Regions from separate parts of the Homo sapiens genome. Here region 1 is linked to region 2. Evidence: chromatin contacts called from ENCODE POLR2A ChIA-PET data. All regions are on one chromosome and are shown on one strand. The core of a region is the stretch at or near the end of the contact, and the rest is flanking DNA. Distances in the headings are between cores, read along the strand shown.

Evidence for each region. ChIA-PET counts read pairs that join two places held with the same protein, here RNA polymerase II (POLR2A).
Region 1: POLR2A ChIA-PET joins it to region 2 with 16 read pairs in WTC11. The contact joins the promoter of PRKG2 here to the promoter of BMP3 in region 2. POLR2A ChIA-PET finds 5 or more read pairs at or near these places in 2 of 52 experiments (K562 and WTC11).

The regions. Positions count from the first base shown.
Region 1 is chr4:81,212,232-81,218,268 of GRCh38, forward strand. PRKG2 (protein kinase cGMP-dependent 2) reads right to left here and starts at 2,991. Exons shown (of 19, transcript NM_006259.3): 1 at 2,705-2,991. LOC124900726 (a long non-coding RNA gene) reads left to right here and starts at 2,655. Exons shown (of 2, transcript XR_007058162.1): 1 at 2,655-2,727; 2 at 3,334-3,993. RefSeq lists enhancers at 2,023-2,523, 2,524-3,024.
Region 2 is chr4:81,025,555-81,032,463 of GRCh38, forward strand. BMP3 (bone morphogenetic protein 3) reads left to right here and starts at 5,154. Exons shown (of 3, transcript NM_001201.5): 1 at 5,154-6,046. The coding sequence starts at 5,731.

The DNA of each region.
Region 1 (6,037 bases), core at 1,741-4,240, 180 kb after region 2:
GTTGTACCAAAGTTGCAGCTACTCTGGAGGTTGGTTATCTCTTTAAAGTGCCTCCCTCCCACCCCCCCAGCAGAATGTTCGCGGTGAATTTTATGAATGCCACTATCCTATATTTGACTGCCAAATTCAGCTATTTGGGGGGCTACATTAACAGATAAACAAGCAAACACACAGAAATGTAGGTCTGTAAGTCTAGGTCAGAAGATTATAGCTGACAGAATTTTTGAGTGGTGGCAAGAAGAAAGACGATGAGGATTTGAAAGTTTATACTGTGGCAACTGGGTAAAAGGTAATGTCATTGACCAAAATGAGGAGCAGATTTGAGGGATAGGACAGTGAGTTTAATTTTGGATATACTCAGTTTGAAGCACCAGTGGAAACTTTAAGTAGAGAAGTTTAGTGAGCAGTAAGAAATGAGGGACAAGAAAAGCTAAAGAAAGAGGAAAGCTGAAAATATTAAGCAGTTATTGATACATAAATAGAGGCTGAAGTTGATGAATTGGAGGCAAGTGCCCAGGATATTAGCGATGAGGAGAGGAGAGTGTCTAGGTCTATATGAGGTTGGAAAGAAAACTGTAAGATATGGTAAGAAGGTACTGCTTTGGTTAAAGTGAGAGAGGATGTGAAGAGATTAATATTAGAAGAGGGTGAGTAGGAGGAACACTGCAGGATAGCATCTCTAATGTAGTAATTAAATGGATGTGCATGGGAGGGCAATCAAAATGATTTCAATGTTTTGATCTTAGGAGGCTTGAAGGAAAGTATTACTATCTACTCTTCATTCATTCAGTCATTCAAAAAGAACACATAGGGCACCGTGTATGGGCTAGACACTGTGGCACTGACAGAAGTCAGGAGAATGAGCATGCTTTGAAAAGACAGTAATGAGTCTGGATTTACATATATTGAGTTTGAGATGCTTGTGGGTCATCATGATGCAAATGTCTAGCAGGTAGAAGCAAAAAAGAAAACTCAAGGGAAGAGATTGCTCCATAGAAGACTTGAAGTACCATTTGTAGATGAGATCACTAAGGGAGGTAAGAAAGGAATGTCTCTATTGTTACCTATGAACATATAGGTAATATCTGTGGATATTATTTGTGGGAGAAGAGGAGGAGAAGCAAACCACAAAGGAGAAGGAACACGTGTACCAATAAGAGATTTAGGAGAAGCATCAGAAAGGCCATGCAGATAAGATCCTTAAGAGGTGAGCAGGCTGTACCTCACATCCCACAGGCCTGTCACAGCAAATGAGATCAGAGAGAAAAGTGCTGAATCTGATTTGTCAAAGAGTGGGGATAGACACTCAACTACAAGGGACCATGGAAAGAGCTGACACTAAGAGTAGAGCCTGCAAGACGATATCATGATTCATGTGAGGGATTTTTAAAATAATGAAAATTTGAAAATGTCTGTAGCTCCAGGATAATGAAGCACAGGAGATATGAAAAACGAAAACATGGGAGAAGAAGAGATAATTCATAGGAAAAATAGCCTAGAGGAAGCAAGACAATAAGGGATCACAGGACTTGGGCAACAGCCAGGCAACATATGCCTTCACTGTGAGGTGAATTCTCATTAGCCTCACTTGTAATGACTTCATAGAACTGGAGTTAAGGATTTCACGTAAAAGAGAAAGATCCCTGGGCATCATCTTTTCAGGTCGTTTATTCTTAGTCATACAGCGTTCCAACGGAGAGGATGCACTCTAATTCTCCATAGAGAATTCTCTACCATATTAGCTCATACCCTCCTGTGCAAAACTAAACAGGAGTACTGAAAACAGCTAGTGTATGTTATGTGGGATGATCGCCTTCTTCATGAGTTAAATAGAAACTTGCAAAGAAAAGAGACAATTTCTAAGAAACTCTAAATATGGGGGTGTGGTGGGGTGGGGGCAGGTGTATGTTGCTCTCTTCCTTAAAAAAAAAAAAAAAAAGAAGGAGAAGAAGAAGAAGGAAAAAGCCCCTGGGAACTTGGGGAACAAGATGAAGATCAGGAAATCAAGGCATTTGTCCCAGCGTCACCCTTCCTACCTACTAATTCTGCATGCGTTGCTTTTATTGTCAGCTCTGGCCTCAGCTGCTTCGTAGTTGCACCGTAGTTCTTCTCAGAACTGAACCTATTTCTTTTTTTCTCATCCCCAAAGTGGCTGGTTTCTGGGCTTTGTTTGCTCTTGTTTCTTCATCACCGAGAAATACAGAAATATGAAAGCGCCTCACGGTGCCCAGAGTGACAAAAGGACACCCACACAAGTTTACCAGGACTCCTAAAAGTCCTTGCCTGAGGACTGTCCCCTAGCAACTACCCAGAGCTCGACGAAGCAAAGCCGGGAGCGCAAGCCCTGACAGCACCGCCAAGCCCCTAGCTCGGAGCAACAGCCTCCACCGCTTCTCCTCGCTAAACCTAGAGAACCCTGAGGACTCCCCACTGGGGCTGAGCCCCTCCCGCCCTCAACAGAACCTCTAAACACAAGTAGCCTTTCCCTGCCTCCAGGAGCTCACGAAACGCTGCCACACCGAGCGAATGCAACGCGTACACACGTCCACACTCGAACAGCACAAGCAAGAGACCGGCTGGGTGTGGAATAGAGGCGCACATCGCGCAACGCATTCACAGCATGCACACGCGCGCACCCCGACCCCGTCCCTCCCCGCGCGCCCTCACACCCCGGCGCCCAAGACCCCCGGCCCACGAACCTCACCAGACAGCCGGGTAACTTTCCAGGTGCGCAGCTTGTCACCTCGGCGCGGCCGCCCCTGCGTCTCAGCGTCCTCTCCCACGCCGCCCTCCCCAGCCGCCTGCGGCGCCGGAGCCCAGCGCAGGTCAGCTCAGCCAGCCCCGCCGTGCACACGGTGCGCAGCGTGGGCCCGGGGCTGCCGGCTCAGTCGCTCCGGCTACGTGTGAGCCGGGGGCGCGGGTTAGCGCGATGCGGGCAGGAGCTGCGGCGGCGTCGGTGCTGCCGCCTGGCTCCGCGGCGGGGGCCGGTGCAGAGGAGACACGCAGGGAGGGAGGGAAGAGAGGAGGGAAGGAGGAGGGAGGGGGTCAGCCGGGGCTACTGCCTGGATAGTTGGGCGCCGGCTTCCCTAAAGGTGGGGTCACCCGCGCCCGCACGCACACTAGCCCGAACCTTTACTCCCGACACAGCCGCAGTCTGCACTTTATACCCCATACCCTCCATAGTGAGGCAACTTAAGTAGGGCGATAACATCGTGGTTGTAAGCATTTTTGTTCATGTTATTATTTCTATTTCAAGTGTGTGGGACGAGGGGAGAGGAAAGTTCAGGGAGGTGTTCATTTTTTCCTTCCCCTCCCTTTCCTCCATCCTTCCAGTCTGTTTTCACTGCAGGCTCTCTCCACTTCGCCTTCCCTCCCAGAGCTCAAACAGGCGCACGTACCCTGGACATGCCCTCCTCTGTCACACCAATGCCTTTCTACGAAGACATGTGACCCCGAAGCAGCTCGTCGACGCGCCCCTCCCGGACTCTGGGGCCATAACTTACATCTAGTTTGCCAGTTCACGTGATGCTGGGGGCAGGGGTTGAATCGAGTTTCGAGGGACAGAGATTATACCTTCCGAATCTGCAGGTCTTTGGGAAGGGAGCTTTCTTGATCACCCAAGAAGATAATGCTCTCTCGTCACCTTTTGAGTACATTTTTTTTTCCTGAAGGGTGCAATATGGTTTCCTAAATATATATGTACACCCCACCGCATTATTTGCTGTGCTCTGGAGTTGTGAGATCTCCATGTGGCTTTTTCCCTTTCCTTCTGCCCCCAGAGGAATTTCACCAGCAAATTCACGGAGGACAAGGGCAGTTTCTGTGTTGAGAGATGGAAAGTATAGTGAGGGTCTATTCCTCACTGTGCATCTAGAGAATGTTACAACCAACTCTCTTGGGTTTTTAAACCACATGGTGGCAGTGGGGCTCATGTAACATTTGTATACACTGTTACATACATAAACTTATATTAAAAATGAGGCCCATGTAAAATATGTTGAATGAGACCATTAAGTTTCAGAGGAGGAGGAATATAGTCCTGTTTGTTTTTGTGCTAACTGGAGGAAAATCGCGAAAGTACACAAAGTACCTTTTCATGAAGCTATCCCAGAGTCTGTACATTTTATAAAGACCTCAAAAAAAAAAAAATTAGAGGAGAAAGGAGTGAGGAAGAATTCCACAAGAAAAGAGAAAATAAGTAATTGTATGTCACTGTAATAATGGACTTTTAAGTTGATGGGCTGAATTTTTATTAGCGATTTAATGACAAAAAGGAGAAAAACAGATTTTCAAAGTCTTCACTTTAAAAAAAAATTTCAGATTCAGGGGTACAAGTGCAGTCGCATTACACGGACATAACACATAGTGGTGAGGTCTGGGCTTTTAGCGCACCTATTACCCTAATAATGTGCACTGTACCTAATAAGTTGTAATTCCTACCTCACCCACCTCCCACCCTCCCACCTATTGGAGTCCCCAGTGTCTGTTATTCCATTCTGGATACTCATGCCTGCCCATTGTTTAGCTGCCACTTATAAGAGATTCTGCAGTTTTTGACTTTGTTTCTGAGTAATTTCACTTAGGATAATGGCCTCTAGTTCCATCCATGTTGCTGCAAAAGATATGATTTCATTGTTTTTGTGGCTGGGTAGTATTCCATTGTGTGTGTGTGTGTGTGTGTGTGTGTGTGTGTGTGTGTGTAGTACCCCTGAATCAAAAAAAAATTTTCCCAGTTTTTCAGGTGATAGGTACACAGTGTATGTGTGTGTATACCACCATAGTGTGTGTGTATATATTTTGTATATATATATATATATATATATGTGTATATATATAATATAAAACCACATTTATAAATCCAATCACCCCTTAATGGACACGTAGGTTGACTCCATGATTTTGCTATTGTGAATAATGCTGCAAAGTCCTTACATTTCATTGAGTCCTGGGCTTTTTTAAACAATGGGTTGCTAATTAATGGATTATAAAATTGATGTACTGGGTCAAAGCCAGCATTTTTAAAATGATACCAAATAGAATAAAAAATAGCAGAGTATGCACGCACACTGGGTCAACTGGGTCATATGTACTTTCTTACCGTTCATTGAGGTAAAAGCTTGAAAGCTGTCGATGCAGTGCAGGCTGTTGCCCAGGGTCACCCAGCTAGGAAGAGTTTGAGGGGGAACCTAAGTTCCCTCCCAGCAATCCTATGCTCTGTCAAATCTACAACTCTACCATGCTGAACAAGGAAACGGAGGAAGAGAAGGAAAGTGACCACTTTTTGAGCTTTTAATTCAGTCTTTCAACAAATGTGCTTTCAGCAGCTCCTGCATCTCAGGCCCAGTGCTAAATACTTAGAATTCAATGGTGAACAAAATTAACTTGTGATCTCTGCCAACTTAGAGTGTACAATCCAGTGAGAGAAACAGACATTAAATAAGTAAACACAAAAGTAAGCATATGTGGGAGAAATACTGTGAAGGAAAATGAGAGAAAAAAATATGGGGTTATAATTTAGATGTGGGAGGCTGCAATTAATAATTAACCCAATTTAGAATGGCTTAAATTATAAGGAAACTTACTGTTTCACAAGGCAAGAAGTTCCAAGGTCAGGAGGCTCTAGTTGGTGAATTCAGGAACACAGTTGTGTCTGGGAAGGCCCTGGCCTGTTCCCGTTATTCCCCCTGCCATTCCCAGTATGGCAGCTTTGTCCCCTGGGGCTGCTCCACCCATGGCCCCAGGATGACTGGAACAACTCCATTTATTATGGGCAATCCCAACAGTGCCCAAAGGTCACAGAGATTCTCTTTTCCAGAGTCGGGAAATCGTTCTTGGAAGCTTCCAGGAGACTTCTCACCTGTCATTAATCCAAACTAAGCATGTGCTCACACCTAAATGCTGGAGGTGGAGGGGAGAATCACCATTCCCAGCCTCTTAGGCTCTGCAGGACTGGTTCCTAACTCTTCCCGATTGCATTCTTTGAGAAGTGCATACCCGAATAAAAAGGAGAGGGTGGCAATGGATGCTGGGTAGGCAA
Region 2 (6,909 bases), core at 3,904-6,403:
AGTTGAGAAGAAGCACATAGTATGGTTGGTGCATAGGAGATACGTGAGAAAGGAGAGAGATACAGAAAACTAGGTTGAGGACAAATTGGGCAAGGCTACAAGTACCAAACTGAGGTGTTTGGTGGTTTTTCTTTTTTTTTAATTTAGTTGGTAATGAGCAGTTACTTATTGTTTTTTGAGAAAGTTTATAACATTCGTGGGCTAAGTTTTAGGAACATAAATCTAGTGGCAGTATTTACATGGTTACTTGGTAGGCAAGATTCTAAAGTGATTCCCAGTGACCCATGATCTTGTACGATCCCCTCCATTTTGAATGTTGGAGGAGACTATGAATATGATGGCATATTATATGATTCACTTATGTTAAATGGAAAAGTTGGCTTTAAGAATGGGACGTTATCCTTGGCAGACCTCACTTCAGACATGCTCTTTACAAAGATGGGGTTTCTTTCTGGAGAAAGAAATTAGAAGTACTGTATTCAACATGCAAAAAATTATTTGTTACTGCTTTTAATATGGAGGGGGAACAAACAGAAAAAATGGCAAGTGGCTTCTAGTAGCTGATAACAAGCCCTGGCTAAAAGCCAGTAAGAATATGGAACCGCGGTCCTACAATTACATATAAGGAATTTGATTCTGCAAAAACCTGAATAAGCTTGGTGGAGGATTTCTACCCAGAGCCTTCCGATAAGAATACCACCTGGCCAACACATTGAATGTGACATCCTGAGCAGAGAACGTGGCTGAGCCCCACTGAACTTCTAACCTACAGAATGGTGAGATAATAATTGGGTGTTGTTTTAAGCCTCTAAGTTTGTAGTAATTTGTTATGCAGCAATAGAAATCAGATTCATCTGGAGTGGGGAAAAACTGGAAGCTATTTAGGAGACTAAAAACATAGCCTAGATTAAAATAAATTAATAACTAAATGAAAGGAGTTGCAATAGAAATAAAGAGAATAAATGAAAGAAATAACAGAGATAGCCTCTATATGATTTAGCAATTAATTTATGTTGCTCAGAGAGAAGGAGAAGGTGAATAGAAGTCTAAGACTTGGAACGTGGATGGCTAAAAGGATAAGAGTGCCAACATAAAGGTTTGGAAACCAAGAATATAATTAAGATGGATGACCAGTTTCATTTTAGATGCACTGAATTTATGATATCAACAGGATAAACACAGTTTATAAAAACTGGGGCGGGGGGAGCTGAAATACTGTAGAGACTTAAGGTTAGAAATACTTGTGGAGTTATTGGTAACTAAATACAAGCATATAACTCAAGTGAGTTAACTAAAGAAATAATGGAGAGAAAGATTGGTATGAATTTGGAAGAGGACCCCAGAAGAAAGACTTCTCCCACCTAAGTGTAGATGATATTCTTTCTCTGTCTGAAATAGCCTATCTAAAATACCCCCGGAAAACCACCTACTTTGCTTTTAAATCTCAGTTCAACTACCATCTCTCCCATGCAGCACTCTCTGCCTTACTCAGCCAGGGGAAAAAAAAATACCTTTAAGTTTTTCAAGTGGTTATTCCTATCTCCCAAGTAGACTAAGTTTTCAGGGGACAGGAAGCATTTCATTTTATCTTTGTATTCTCAACATGAAATTGTCAAGAACACAATAGATACTAAATATGTATTGAGTGAATGAATCAAGGATGGGAGTAATAAAAAAGAGGAAGGAACCAAAACTTCACAACTGCTAATATAGTCTTACATAAGTATTCAATAATAATGGTTGATGGGAAGTTTTTAGAAAATAAATGTATATTACTCAAGAATATCAATAAAGACAAGCATAATACACATACATTCATACATACACACATAGGGTTTTTATAGTCAAAAGTAGAGTTTAATGCAACAGAATCCACTAATCCACTAATCTGCTGTTGTTTTCTGTTTTAGAAATGCTTTCCTTTAACTCTCCTTGTGTTTGGGAAAAAAGATTGATAAGTATCCTCTGATTCAGTAGTTGGCTATAACAGTCACAACCTCTAACATAAAATAGGAAAGACCTATTATTTAAAAATTAAAACAACTCTTAATTAATGCAACACAACAGAGAGATCAAATACAAGGCACGTATACTACCAATATGTTCAATTCAGTTCCTCCTGAAAAGCTGCAAATCCTCCATACATCAAGGAAACCAGATGCTCAGCCAGAAATATGAATCCTATGATTTAAACCATTTGAGTGAAGGCATCTCAAGATGCCAGCATTCTGAAACAATTTAATCCATCCAGAGCTGGGATTCTGCAGCCTTTGATAAAAGAAACACTGTGCTACTGTCTTGAATATCACAAGATGGCATCTCCAGGTGTGCTGATGAGGGAATTGTTTTTTTCCCATTTAATTTGCTTTCAATTCAATTTCCCAAGAAGTCATTCCAAGAGTCTGGGAGGGGTGCCATTTATTTGTCATTGCTGGACATGCTGCTGCTGGCTTCATCCATTTCATCCATTGCTCCCTCTTCCTGGATGTATGTTAGTTGCAAATGAGTTATTATAAGTCCAAAATTTGGTTGCTACTAGTGTTCTCTGGTTTGCTGGCTCCCATATCCATATTCTGTTCTAGTCTGGAATTACAGCTGGGAATCTCTGTTAGGGATTATTCTACTTGCTCATCATCCCCTGTTACTATGATTATTCTGAATGACATGGCTGGTCATTAAAATATAAAGATGGGTATGCCTTGATCTCTGCCTTAGACAAAAACAGACAAGCGATTCTCTTAGGTCTCAGCCGACTCTTTTTAAGCATTTGCTATGTGCTAGGCACTCTGCTAATCTCTTGAAATGGACTATCCAATTATTCTTTACTACAACCCTGTGAGATGGCACTCTTATTTTATGCTTATGGCTTAAATAACAGATTGGAGGTGCAGCAAAGGGAAGGGAGCCATTGTAGACATGCTGTCAGTCTTCAGTATCTATGAATGAAGAATCATGTGGAGTACAGAGTGGCAAATGTTGTGACAGAAATATGCACTGTAGCTAAAGGGAGGGAAGTCTCAAAGATGGTTTCAAAGGGGAAGAGGATGAACTTCTTTGGCAAGGAGGACTGGAGCTGAGGGGGACCCAGAACTATATATTTAAAGGCCAGAGGTGACCACCAAAGCAGAAGAACTGAAAAAGAATTTTCTTCTGGATTTGGCATTTTCCAAGGGCAGAGTAAAGATGTCAGGAACGCTTGAGGCAGGCCTAGAAAGAGGAGGCAGCTGACAGAACTGAGAAAGGGCAGAAAGGAATGGAAAAACAACCAATAGTTCACAGGGAAAAAATCAAAGAGAGAGTTTCCAGGGCCTATTGAATTTTGCAATTAGATCTTCATTATTAATCACAAAAGCTATTATGTTCTTTATGCCAAGCAAAGATCAAACACATGATCTCATTTAATCCTCACAACTACTCTTGAAATATGTGTTATTATCTGCAGAACAGTTCCCGGGGTGGCTAAGGGCAAAATCCAAACCGCAGTGGGTTAAGAAGTGACTGAGTGGGGAGAATGTAGTCTGGATTTGGGATAAATTTAGGATAGAAAGGGATTGAGCCCCTATTAAAGGCTAGTGAGTGCGCCAGTCACTTTAGCACTGCTTTCTAATGTCATCCAAACAAAACTCTAAAAGGAATGTGTTGTTATTCACCATCAAAGAAGAAACTCAGATCTGGAGACATGGTGTGACTCCAGGAGCCTATCTTCTTTTCGATCAACTCCATTGCCCTACAGAGGGGAAGAGGGATAAATGCAATAGACATTGACTGAAGATTTTACTGCATATGGTCAAGAACTGCACTAAACATTTACATGGATTGCACACTGAAACTTCAGTTTAAATGCTAATTTCACTATTAATAGTGTGGTTATCTGGCCTGAGGCCAGAAATCAGACTCCCTGAATTTGGATCTCAGTTCTGTCACTTACTATGTATCCTTTTGCCTCAGTTTCCTCATCTGTAAAATGGGTTTTGCTGTGAAAATTATTTGGTAATATACTTGAAATATAAATAACAAGGCATGTCTAGAGCATAAGTGTGGAGAAAAATGTTAGCTCACAGTTGTTTTTTGTTTGTTTGTTTGTTTTTTGTTTTGAGACAAAGTTTGCTCTGTCACCCAGTCTGGAGTGCAGTGGCACAATCTCGGCTCACTGCAACCTCCATCTCCTGGATTCAAGCCATTCTCTTGCCGCAGCCTTCCCAGTAGCTGGGATTACATGTGCGCACCACCACGCCCAGCTAATTTTTGTATTTTTAGTAGAGATGAGGTTTCACCATGTTGGCAAGGCTGGTCTCGAACTCCTGACTTCGTGATCCACCCGCTTTGGCCTTCCAAAGTGCTGGGATTACAGGCCTGAGCCACTGCGCCAGGCTGCTCATAGTTTAATCTCCATTGTACAGCCATGACAAGAGAGAATTAGGAAGACAAAGCTAGCGACTCTTACATTCTGTTCCGGACTCCGGGATCTTCCACACACCCTTGTTTTTAGCCACCACTGCACCATCCTGCTGGGAAACCTTTTGGGGACCTGTAGGAAGGAAACCTTTGGGGGAAGCTGTAGGTGGGGTTGTGGTGTGTTTGCTTGTTTTCTTATTTGTTTTTAACATGATATTGACTCGCACATATTTCTCACCTCGAGAGAAGATGATGCGGGAGAGAGGGGCGTTATGATGGGTATGCTCTCAGAAAGACAGGAAGCTATGATGACGGGCTGCAGGTGCAGGGGCCCGCAGTGTCCGTCAGAAGAGGCTCGGGAAAGTAAGCGAGAATGGTGTTCACGTTGTGACTTTGTTTGGAATCATAAGACCGAAAAGCCAGGAAGAAGTTCTGTTTTCCTCTGCCCTCTTGCTAGCCACCACACAGCCACTGTTCTTGGAGAATTAAAAAAAAAAACAAACAAAAACAAAACAAAACAAAACAAAAAAACCGTCCCTCCTACCATTTCTTTAGTCCTGAATCTCCTTTTCCCTTCCTCTCCCCAGCCATCCCCACCCCTACTTCCTCTTCTCTCCCTCCCGCTGCCAGTTCTCTGGTTACTCCCCCCCTCCCTTGCTTCTATCCCAGCCTGGTGCAAGCTAAGAGGGCGAGGACGAGGGAGTGGGAGAGATTGGCTGAGGACTCTACAGATCAGCTAGAGAGCGAAAGAACTAAGTCTCTCTCTCTCATACACACACACACACGCACACACGCGCGCGCGCGCGCGCACACACACACACACGTACACTAAAAAACTCGGACCAGCCGCGCCGCAGCTGCTCCAATCCCTGGAAAAGGCAATCGAGCGCCCTCCGGACCGCTGCGCACAGCCCCGGCTCCGACCTGGCGCCCAAAACAGAGCTAGTCCTAGTCCCTCGCGCGGCCAGTTTGGCCGGGTGTTCCCAAAAATAAAGCGAGGAGGGAAGGTACAGACAGATCTTGAAAACACCCGGGCCACACACGCCGCGACCTACAGCTCTTTCTCAGCGTTGGAGTGGAGACGGCGCCCGCAGCGCCCTGCGCGGGTGAGGTCCGCGCAGCTGCTGGGGAAGAGCCCACCTGTCAGGCTGCGCTGGGTCAGCGCAGCAAGTGGGGCTGGCCGCTATCTCGCTGCACCCGGCCGCGTCCCGGGCTCCGTGCGCCCTCGCCCCAGCTGGTTTGGAGTTCAACCCTCGGCTCCGCCGCCGGCTCCTTGCGCCTTCGGAGTGTCCCGCAGCGACGCCGGGAGCCGACGCGCCGCGCGGGTACCTAGCCATGGCTGGGGCGAGCAGGCTGCTCTTTCTGTGGCTGGGCTGCTTCTGCGTGAGCCTGGCGCAGGGAGAGAGACCGAAGCCACCTTTCCCGGAGCTCCGCAAAGCTGTGCCAGGTGACCGCACGGCAGGTGGTGGCCCGGACTCCGAGCTGCAGCCGCAAGACAAGGTCTCTGAACACATGCTGCGGCTCTATGACAGGTACAGCACGGTCCAGGCGGCCCGGACACCGGGCTCCCTGGAGGGAGGCTCGCAGCCCTGGCGCCCTCGGCTCCTGCGCGAAGGCAACACGGTTCGCAGCTTTCGGGCGGCAGCAGCAGGTGAGTGCGCGAGGTGAGACTCCCTTCCCGCGGTCCCGCCCCAGCTTTCTCCCGGGACCCCCCACAGCTTCCTTGTCTGCCCCTTGCTTGGTGGCGCTGCCTAGGGACCTTTCTCCGCCCTCCTCAGCTGCCCTCTGGATTCCTCCGTCCAGTCACACCCCGCGTGTCGCCAGCTGCATCTCCTGTAAGCCCAGTTTTCAAATCCAAAGTGAGAGGGGGAAATAGAATGAAGGCGCGGAGCAGTGGAGGGGTAGGCTGGAGGAGCTTCGTGGAAAAAGGGAAGGGGCGACACCCCATGCCTGTGAGGCCTCCTGCCCTGAGTGACTGGAGCACCTCTAGGGTACCTTATTCTGTTGATTCCTAAATCGGCCAGCGGAAATTCCTTTGGACTGGGCTTTAGCCATGTTTACTAAGAGGCAGATGCCATTTTATGCCAATGCCAGGACCCGAGAGAAATCATACTTGAATAAGACGCCTTCCCCTCTCCTTTTCTCCTTCCCCAGTCGCTTCTCCAGATATTGCACCCGCTCCTAATTCGCGCCCTTTGTGTTACTGTACTATATTTGACACTTTACTTGATAGTTCCTTAGTGGCAAAAAAAAAAAAAAAAAAAAAAAAAACAGGTGCTTGGGTGTTTCGATTATTAAAACGCATCTGGGTAAACAGGGGTTGTACCATCCATCCTGGGAGGAGCTGGGAGACAAGGGGAGGGAGCAACCCTGGATGTAAACACCTCTTGGAATCTGCCCAAGAAAATCTGCTCATCCCATTTTTCAGCACAGATCACTTCGGACTGAAATTCATGGCTTAACAAGGTTTCTCCTAGCCCCTGTGGTGAAGGGAATAACTTATGCTAACAGCCT